Linked DNA regions of Homo sapiens: region 2 is linked to region 1. Evidence: chromatin contacts called from ENCODE POLR2A ChIA-PET data. All regions are on one chromosome and are shown on one strand. The core of a region is the stretch at or near the end of the contact, and the rest is flanking DNA. Distances in the headings are between cores, read along the strand shown.

What was found. ChIA-PET counts read pairs that join two places held with the same protein, here RNA polymerase II (POLR2A).
Region 2: POLR2A ChIA-PET joins it to region 1 with 18 read pairs in activated T-cell. The contact joins the enhancer-like site here to the promoter of PARP16 in region 1. POLR2A ChIA-PET finds 5 or more read pairs at or near these places in 14 of 52 experiments (A549, B cell, Caco-2 and 10 more).

Annotation. Positions count from the first base shown.
Region 1 is chr15:65,284,742-65,289,342 of GRCh38, reverse strand. It overlaps PARP16 (poly(ADP-ribose) polymerase family member 16), which reads left to right and starts at 2,460. Exons shown (of 6, transcript NM_001316943.2): 1 at 2,460-3,090. The coding sequence starts at 2,917. It overlaps SNORA24B (small nucleolar RNA, H/ACA box 24B), which reads left to right and starts at 3,752; the gene lies at 3,752-3,882. RefSeq lists an enhancer at 2,016-2,065 and a silencer at 2,216-2,775.
Region 2 is chr15:65,160,089-65,164,894 of GRCh38, reverse strand. CLPX (caseinolytic mitochondrial matrix peptidase chaperone subunit X) reads left to right here. Exons shown (of 14, transcript NM_006660.5): 5 at 707-866; 6 at 2,250-2,291. Among named protein-coding and RNA genes, the nearest start is that of CLPX, 23 kb to the left of the region's middle. Within about 2 kb of position 1,739, at least 2 of the 41 ENCODE cell types and tissues checked have a DNase peak (open chromatin) inside an H3K27ac peak, as active enhancers do.

The DNA.
Region 1 (4,601 bases), core at 1,211-3,710:
CATGATCTCAACTCACTGCAACCTCCGCCTCCCAGGTTCAAACAGTTCTCGGGCTTCAACCTCCCGAGTAGCTGGGGCTACAGGCACGTGCCACTATGCCTGGCTAATTTTTGTATCTTTATTAGAGACAGGGTTTAACCATAGTGGCCAGGCTGGTCTCGAACTCCTGACCTCAGGTGATTTGCCCACTTCGGCCTCCCAAAGTGCTGGGATTACAGGTGTGAGCCACGTGCCTGGTCCCCACTTTCAATAATGAATAGAATAAACAGAAGATCAACAAGGAAATCTAAGATTTGAAAACAATATAAATCAACTAGACCTAACAGACATCCATAGAACACTTGACCTAACAGCAGCAGAATATATACATTCACATGAAACATTCTCCAGGATAGGCCATATGCTAGGCAATAGACAAACCTCAATGAATTTAAAAGGACAGGAGTAAACAAAATGTGTTCTCTAAGCCAGGTGTGGTGGTGTGAGCCTGTAGTCTGAGGTACTCTGGAGGCTGAGCCGGGAGGATCATTTGAGGCCAGAAGTTCTAGGCTGCAATGTGCTATGATCATGCTTGTGAATAGCCACTGTGCTCTAGCCGAGGTAACAGTGAGGCCCAGTCTCTTAAACAAAAAACAAACATGTTGGTGATTGCTTAGGAGTGGGCGACATGGTAGGGTGGGTAGAGCATTGATAGACTAGGTGTAGAGAGTTCCTTTCTGAGGTGATAAAAATATTCTAAAATTGATTGTGACAGTTTCACATATCTGTGAATGTACTAAAAACTATTAAATTGTACACTTTAAATGGGTGAATTGTATGGTCTGTGGATTATATCAAATTTATATAAGCAGGGCTGAAACCCCTCCACAAGAAATGTGGTTCTGAGACCACCTTAGCAAATTCTGATAAAATCTAGAAGAATAAAGTAAACATAAGAACATTCAGTTTCACTATCAAGTAAATGCAAATTAAAACTATAATGAAATTCAACTTTGTGTCTATGGAATTGACAAGAATTAAAAAGAATTCTAATATTCTGCATGAGCTAAGTCATGAGAATGCTGGCCATCAGAGGCCCTTCCACACCACCCTGTGATGTGAATATTATCACTATGATTCTCATATCATATGTGACAAATATCTTCAGATAAGCAAATTTTATATATCCACCCAACAAACAATTCTTGAGGCCAAGGAGGTATCAGAGGGTGGCTTTTGTCTAAGGGCCTGCAATGAAGAAGAGGTGGAATGAGAGATGGTTCCCTGGTCTCCTGACCCACTCCAAGCTCTCCCTTCCTGGGGTCTGAGCTTCAGAAGCCACCTTAGAGTTCCTGGGTCCTATGAGAACCCCCATGGCTTTTGAAGCACTAGGGGCCTTGTGGTTCTAGGCCTCAGAGCAAACAGATTTGATGTGGGCTCCTGGGAGCAGCCCCCAACCTTTACCTGGCAAAAGAAGATGGGAAGCTCTGTGGTGTCTGGGGGACCAGTCTTCGCCCTACCTCCCGAAGTCATAGATGCAATCCAATGGCATGGGACCACCTCTCCTCTGAGTCCAGGGCCCAGCACAGCCTGGATGCAGAAGGAGAAGTTTCTTCCTCAGAAGATCCTGCAGGGTAGGAGTGTGTGCGGTGTGTTGGTTTAAGCACAATGGTCTGTGTTTAGATTTGCATGTGACCATGAGGTCACACTTTGGGGTTTTCTCTAATGAAGGTTCTGAGTAGGGAGAGGGGATGGGAGTCTAGTCCTTACCCTCCAGCAGAGTTAAGTCAATGCCCCTCTGCTCTCCCCCAAGCTCCCTGTCAGAGAGGTCTCCCAAGGAGGATCTTGGGGCATTTGAGGCCAGAGACTTAAGCAATTCAGAGAATTCTGGAGGCTGAAAAGCAGAGGAAAAGTCTTTTGGTTTTCCAAAGATCTCGGTGTGAATCCTAGATTTACCCATCTGGCTGTGGGATCTTGGGCAAGCATTGCAGCACTCTAAGCCTCAGTTTCCCTGGGTGTTAAATGGCTCCTTCTGTGCAGTTTTGGAGGGAAAAGATTCAAGAGAGACAATAGGTAGCATTAATACCCCAAGGAAGAGAGGTAGGCTCAGTCCGCAGAGCTGGGACAAAGACAAGTACAGGGGCGGGTCGAGAGGGTGCCCACATCAATTTCTACCAGGGCTGCTGCTGCTGTGAGGATGGCTGGCAGGGGCGTGGGCGACGTCGCCCGGCACACACTGGCGGCGGCAACTCTCGTAGCTGCGGGTGATCGGGGTCTGGGAGGGGCGGGCACAACCCGTACGGTGGAGCTGGCTGGGGCGCGAAGGGGCGGGCCCTCGGCTGGGCCGGGCGGAGCGCGGCGGCGGGAGGGGAGGTAGGCCGGGCAAGGCAAGCGGACGTGAGCTGCAGGCGGAAGACAGGTGGCGCCGCGGGCAGCTTGGCGAGAGGCGGGACTTCGGCGGCGCGGCGGGAGGCGGGGCAGGAAGGCGCGCGCGGCGCAGCAGCCTCGCCCGTCGCGGAGAGTGGGCTCTGCCCGCCGTCCCCCGGGGGCTGCTTCCCGCCCCAGGCCTCCGCGGAGGACACGTGTCAGCACGTTCCCGCGGTTGTCATTCCATTGTCATAGCCCTTCCCCTAGGCCGGGAACCCCTCCCCCCCACCAGCCCCAGTTCCTTTATCCCTGGGCCCAACCTCCCCGCCGACCCGCGGTCCAGGCCTCGGTCTCTCTCTTCGGCGGCGAGCCGCGGCCCAGACCCCGGCAGAGGACACTTGTCGGCACGTTCTCACCCCTGTCATCTCAGCCCCCTGCCTAGCTCCACCCCAGGCTTGGGAACCCGGCCCCTGACGGCCCATTGTCCGCGGGCCCAGCCCCCGCGCTGAACGCACGCTCGCCCTTGCCCCTAACCAGCGCGTCTACCCCGGCAACGCGCAGTGACCTGGGATGCAGCCCTCAGGCTGGGCGGCCGCCAGGGAGGCGGCGGGCCGCGACATGCTGGCCGCCGACCTCCGGTGCAGCCTCTTCGCCTCGGCCCTGCAGAGCTACAAGCGCGACTCGGTGCTGCGGCCCTTCCCCGCGTCCTACGCCCGCGGCGACTGTAAGGACTTTGAAGCCCTGGTGAGTGTGCTTTGTCCTGGCGCTGCCCACTGCGTCCTGGACCAAGTGCCCTGTGGAACCACAGGTAGAGGCAGTTCCATCCGCATTAGTAAACATGACAGCCGCCAGACTTTCCATTCCCAGCTTGGTCTTGCCTTGCCTTGGGGAAGGTTTCCATGAGCTAAGAACACTGCTAACACCCTCATGTCAACGCTCACTCCCAAGGCACTTGGTGGCTGCTTCTCTCCTGTCAATGACAAATGACTCCGAGGACTGAAGTGAGGAATAGTTGCATAGTCCTCCACAGATTTTCTAGCCTGGCCAGGAATAGGGTTGATGTGAATCAGCTGTTTTGCTTAGCTAGAAAGTTATCCATCCTTTTGCAAATAATTAGACACCAAAAAGTCACCAAAGCCGCCCAGACATTGGTCTTCAGATGAGGTGATCTATGGGCAGTACTTTTATAAACTGTAACATCCAGTACATATGTAAGCTGTTATTTCTCTGATTCACCAGGCACTTTTTTTGCAGAGTTCACCTCTGGGTCAGCATTCAAGATATCAGTTATCCTTATAATCCAAATGTTTGGAATTGCCTAGAAAAATATAACTTACCAAAATCGATTCAATAAAAAGCAGAAAATTGAAATCGCCAATAGCTGATATTCATTAAAGACACTGAACTCCATGTATCTTTGGGACCTGTCAAGTGTGGCAGTCTCCCTTCCTTGCCATGGAAGAGCATATTCTTGTTTACCAGCAAAGCTGTCACCATTTAATTGGTATCAGATTCTGACTTGCACAAGTAACATTCTTCACTGTTAAAAACTTGGAGGGGCCAGGCTCGGTGGCTCATGCTTGTAATCCCAGCACTTTGGGAGGCCAAGGCGGGCAGATTACCTGAGGTTGGGAGTTCAAGACCAACCTGACCAACATGGAGAAATCCCGTCTCTATTAAAAATACAAAAAGTTAGCCGGGCGTGGTGGCGCATGCCTGTAATCCCAGCTACTCTGGAAGCTGAGACAGGAGAATCGCTTGAACCCGGGAGGCGGACGTTGTGGTGAGCCGAGATTGCGCCATTGCAGTCCAGCCTGGGCAACAAGAATGAAACTCCATTAAAAAAAAAAAAAAAACCTGGAGGGTGCCAGGTTATTGGGCGAACTTTTCTAGACTATTGTAGAAAAAGAAGAAAAAGGCTGAGTGGCTCATGCCTGTAATCCCAAGGACTTTGGGAAGGCAAGGCAAGAGGATCGTTTGAGACCAGCCTAGGCAAAAAAGATTTCTTTAAATTAGCTGAGTGTGGTGATGCACGCCTGTAGTCCCAGCTACTTGGGAGGCTGAGGCGGGAGGATGGCTTGAGTCCAAGAGGTCGAGGCTGCAATGAGCTGTAATCACACCACTGCCCTCCAGCCTGGGCAACACAGCAAGTCTCTCTCTCAAAAAAAAAAAAAAAAAAAAAAAAGACGTTGGATTAGTAGTCAAGGATTTTCCCTCAAAGAAAACTCTGGACGTAGCTGGTGTCATTGGTGAGT
Region 2 (4,806 bases), core at 490-2,989, 120 kb after region 1:
CCTGTAATCCCAGCACTTTGGGAAGCCAAGGCAGGAAGATTGCTTGAGCCCCAGGAGTTCAAGACCAGCCTTGGCGACACAGTGAGACCCTGTATCAAAAAAAGAAAAAAATATATTTTTAGAAAATAAAAAAAAATAAGAATACAGTTTTTAGAGTCTCAGATAAATGAGTAGCTTTAAAGTTAATGTCTGAGAAAAAATTAAATTTACTAAAACACATAGATACTGATAGTATAATGGCTTTTGATTATGTAATGCCTGTTTCTGAAAAGAGTAGTTTTATAATGTTATCTTTGTGAAGAATGTTATTCATTTGATTGACAGGTATGGATTTATTTTAATGATTTACATTAATGTTGATACTTTTAGACCATGGTGGCATGTGTATGTATTCTAAGTTACTTTAAATTTAATTTGTTATCAAAAAATAAAGATTGATAGCATTGTTTATAGAATAGAAATTAGCACAACACTAGTAGAGTACAGTGATACTTTGTTAAGCTAGAGAACAAATGAATTGTGTTTTTGTTCATTTAGTGTTCAGGGCCTCTGAATCATTGCTATATAATGTATTGTCATTTTGTTTTTAATGAGAGTCTTTGTTCAGATTTAAAACTGTAAGCAAATATGCTTAGTAAATAACTTTTTAATGTGTGTGCTCTTATAATAGCTCATATTAAATTATTCATACCTAATCATTTTTCAGATTTATAACTACCTCGACAAGTATGTTGTTGGCCAGTCATTTGCTAAGAAGGTGCTTTCAGTTGCTGTGTACAATCATTATAAGAGAATATATAATAATATCCCAGCTAATCTGAGACAGCAAGCAGAGGTTGAGAAGCAGACATCATTAACACCAAGAGGTAGCGTTTTTGATAATTGACCTAAATAGAGATTGCTATGCTTAAAAGTAATCTTTATTTGTAACTCCTCACTTTCTTCTTAAAATGTTTTTTATATAGTGTGGCATTTTTCAAAGTGCAGGTTATTCCCCATTAGTGTGTTATGAAATCATTTGCCAACAGCATTTTTTAAAAATTTGATAGATATGAATAGAAAATAACAGAATACATTAACTTACAGTTAAGGTAAATATTATTTCTTAGGCCTGGCATGGTGGCTTATGCCGGTAATCCCAGCACGTTTGGAGGCCGAGGCGGGGGGATCACTTGAGGTCAGGAGTTCGAGACCTGCCTGGCCAGCATGGGAAACTCCGTCTCTACTAAAAATACAAAAATTAGCCAGGTGGGGTGGCACATGGCTGTAGTCATTATACAGTATACTGTATAATCTCAATTTACTATGGACAATAATGTATATTAATAGAATGATTTATTAAAAACAATTATGCATAGAGTAAATATGAATATTTAATTTTTTGTTTTGTTGGCCAGACAGCCCCAATTTCTGATTTAGGCCTATATTCCATCATTTTAGATTCTTTTAGTTATCACTGTACAGTGTGAAGGAGTTCTGCTAAGTACTTAAATTTATAAGTCTACATTATCTTTGATTGCCTTTAGTAGCAACTAAATGTATAATTTATTTCAATGAAGACACTTGTTCACTTGCTGAACTTACATCACATAACTGCAAAATAGGTATGTGATGGTATCAGTTATTTTTAGAAAGTATAAGTCATAACTAACGGATGACTTGGAACCTTTTTCTTTTTTTCAAGACAAGGTCTCTCTCTGTCACCCAGGCTGGATTGCGACTCACTGCAGCCTCAACTTCCCAGGCTCCAGTGATCCTCCCACCTCAGTCTCCCAAGCAATCCATCTGCCTCAGCCTCCCAAAGTGCTGGGATTAATAGGCGTGAACTCTTGCGCCTGGCCTGAAATCTTCATTTTTATAAGGTCCAAATAGCACTGATAGTTATGGAGCAAAACTTTTTTGTTTTCCTCGGTAATAAATAGATATTTAAGCTATTCTAAGTGCTGGAGGAGCAAATGGTTATAATATTTATAGCATGAGGGGCTTAAACTCTTATTAAAGACTTATGTTATTATACCCTTACAATAGATATCAATTATATATTTGACAAATGTGAATATTAGCAACTGGACAGCGGTCTTTATGCATGGTTTTGTTTTAATATAGAAAAGATATAGCATATATGAAAAGCTGAAAAATGTTAATGAACAAATCCTTTAAATATATTTGAAAGAGGACAGGAGGTGGGATACTCATTGTTTGTTCCCCCAAGGTAAACAAATATGTAATATTTTCATCCTCTTTCTTAGAGTTAGAAATAAGAAGACGGGAGGATGAGTACAGATTTACAAGTAAGTGACTTCAGGTCCTCCTCTGTAATCATTCTTCCTTTTGACATTTATTTCAGTGAAGTGTTTCAGCAGTAACAGTGATAGACATGTATGTATTTGCTTGTGTATTACCAAGAAAGATACGTATTATCTAAATGTGTTTATCCTACATGGTATATATAACTTTGGAATAGTTTTTCATAGCTAATTTGTGTCGTTTCCATATGTTGGGTTATTTTTTATTTTTTCTATCAAACTACAATTAGAGTTGGCCTGCTTCTTGTGGGTCACAGGAATTTGGGGGAGGCAGATTATTTTCTAGCTACTCTTTGCCAGAAAGCACACTGTTTTTTGGTTTTTTTTGTATTTATGAAACTTACAGTCTTACAAATTATGAGTAAGTCTTAATTCACTGTTTCCAGCCCCAGATTGCCCCTACAAGCATCAGATGGTCCGATGGAGGGTGTGGAAGGACTTGATAGACCAAGGAGAGTGGCCTTTCTGTTGTGTTCCACCTATTCCTTTGGAGGTGGATATAGTTAGTTGCTGCATTGAGGGTGGAGGTTCCAGGGGTGTCATAGAAAGATTCACATGGCCTTTTGTTTTAGTAATTGAAATAAAGAAAATTAGCTAAGTTTGATGTTTTTACATTTGCCTTTGAACCAAGTAGTATTATATATCCACTATTTGAAGTGTACTATATATAGGATGAGCCATGAGAATATAACTTGTGTACCAACTTGGGCATGACATTTATCACATGTAATAAAATTACATTATCCCCAGTTATTTTTAAATTTATAGAAATACTGATTATACCATGCGTGGTAAAATTAAGAAATACAGTAAGTGCAATAGAATTAGATTGTATATAAGAATGTAAAATCTAAATAATAACCTTTAGGTATATATGTAATTTATTTCATAATAAAAAAATATATTCAGATATGCAGTCAATACCATACTCATAAATTGTGTTGACAGCTAGTTAACCTATACTAAATTAGTAAAGAAAGTCTGTAGTGCATATTTTGAAAGACATGTCATGTAATATATGTAGTGATTTAATGTTATTTAAATGTTAACAAGTAACAGTATTTAAGAACTTATGTAAAAGATTGACTTAGAAACAAATATTTCAAAAGCTTAAATTTATTGTCATGTGCAGTTTTGTTGTGTTTTACATGGGATTTTAAGTTCTAAAGTTAGGTTGTTAACTAACACTGGCTGGGGGTGTTAGACCCTAACACTGGTCTAGGGTTTTAGACCAAAATCATGTACAATAAGATTAATTCTTATAAGTCCCTTTGGAAGTCAAATTTTAGAGACCAACATACAGCTTTTAGGAGGACTGACACAATTGGCTTTTTTTCTCCATCTTTGGAATATAATGTTGTTTTTTAAGTTGAGCACCAGATGAAATACTTTGTTTGCGTTTAAGGGCTGTGTTGTGTGAATAATTAAACACTAGGGAAATGGTAATAATAATACCAGATTCTTCTGTAACACTTATAAAACTATCTGCCAGGTATTGTTCTAAGTGTTTTGCATATATTCATTTAATCTCCCCTAAACCCATGAGACAGAAACTATTATTTTTATCTCCATTTTAGAAGTAAGAAAACTGAAACACAGAAATTTTAAGTAATTTGTCCGTGGCCACACAGCTGGTGAGCTCTGTGCAGCTAACTACTACACTAGCCTGCTTGCTCATGGTCCTCATTTTAGAGAGCTGTGCTTACACAGTGAGAGATGCACAAACAGGGACTAACTGAAAGAATCGGAGAGTTGTCTCAAGTTTGTTCTAAGGCATATACTCATAAAATGGGATGATGGATATCATCTGTATCATTTAAATTATTTCTTTTTTAAACTTAAATCATTAAATAAGTTAAATACATAGATTATGTGGTTCCACTGTAATTAATATGCCCCTTGCAATTTTGTTCATTTATTCATCTAAATCGTGTGTGTGTGTGTGTGTGTGTGTGTGTGTGTGTGAGAGAGAGAGAGAGAGAGAGAGAGAGAGAGAATGAGTGAATGACAAGCACCTGCTGGCCTTGCTGATCTGAAGCTACATCTAAATCATTTTTTCCCTTTGGGCAGAGCTAAACTTAACCCAAGCCCCTTCCTATGTTATCACAATCCCTAACCAGATTTTGCTGAAATTTTAAAAAGTACTTTGCTAGTGACAATTTAACTATCCTCATACAGCAGACTGAGTTTTCTTGGCTGATGTGGATTATAATGAGGCACAACATTGTGAATTATTCACTAATTATTAACCCTCAAAGGTAGCACAATTTAATCCAGATGTTTATGGAATGCTTATTGTTTTTGATGAATAGAATAACCCTTTACCTTAAGTATGAAGATAGTTTGAAAGTGACAGCCAGATGGAATAGGACTATGATAATAGATATGTCTGCCAAACTATTATTCTATCAGTTTAATTAAAATAATCATTGGAAAGTCTGATTTTCTGAATCAATTTCTTAGAAAATAAAATTTAGGCCAGGCGCGGTGTCTCATGCCT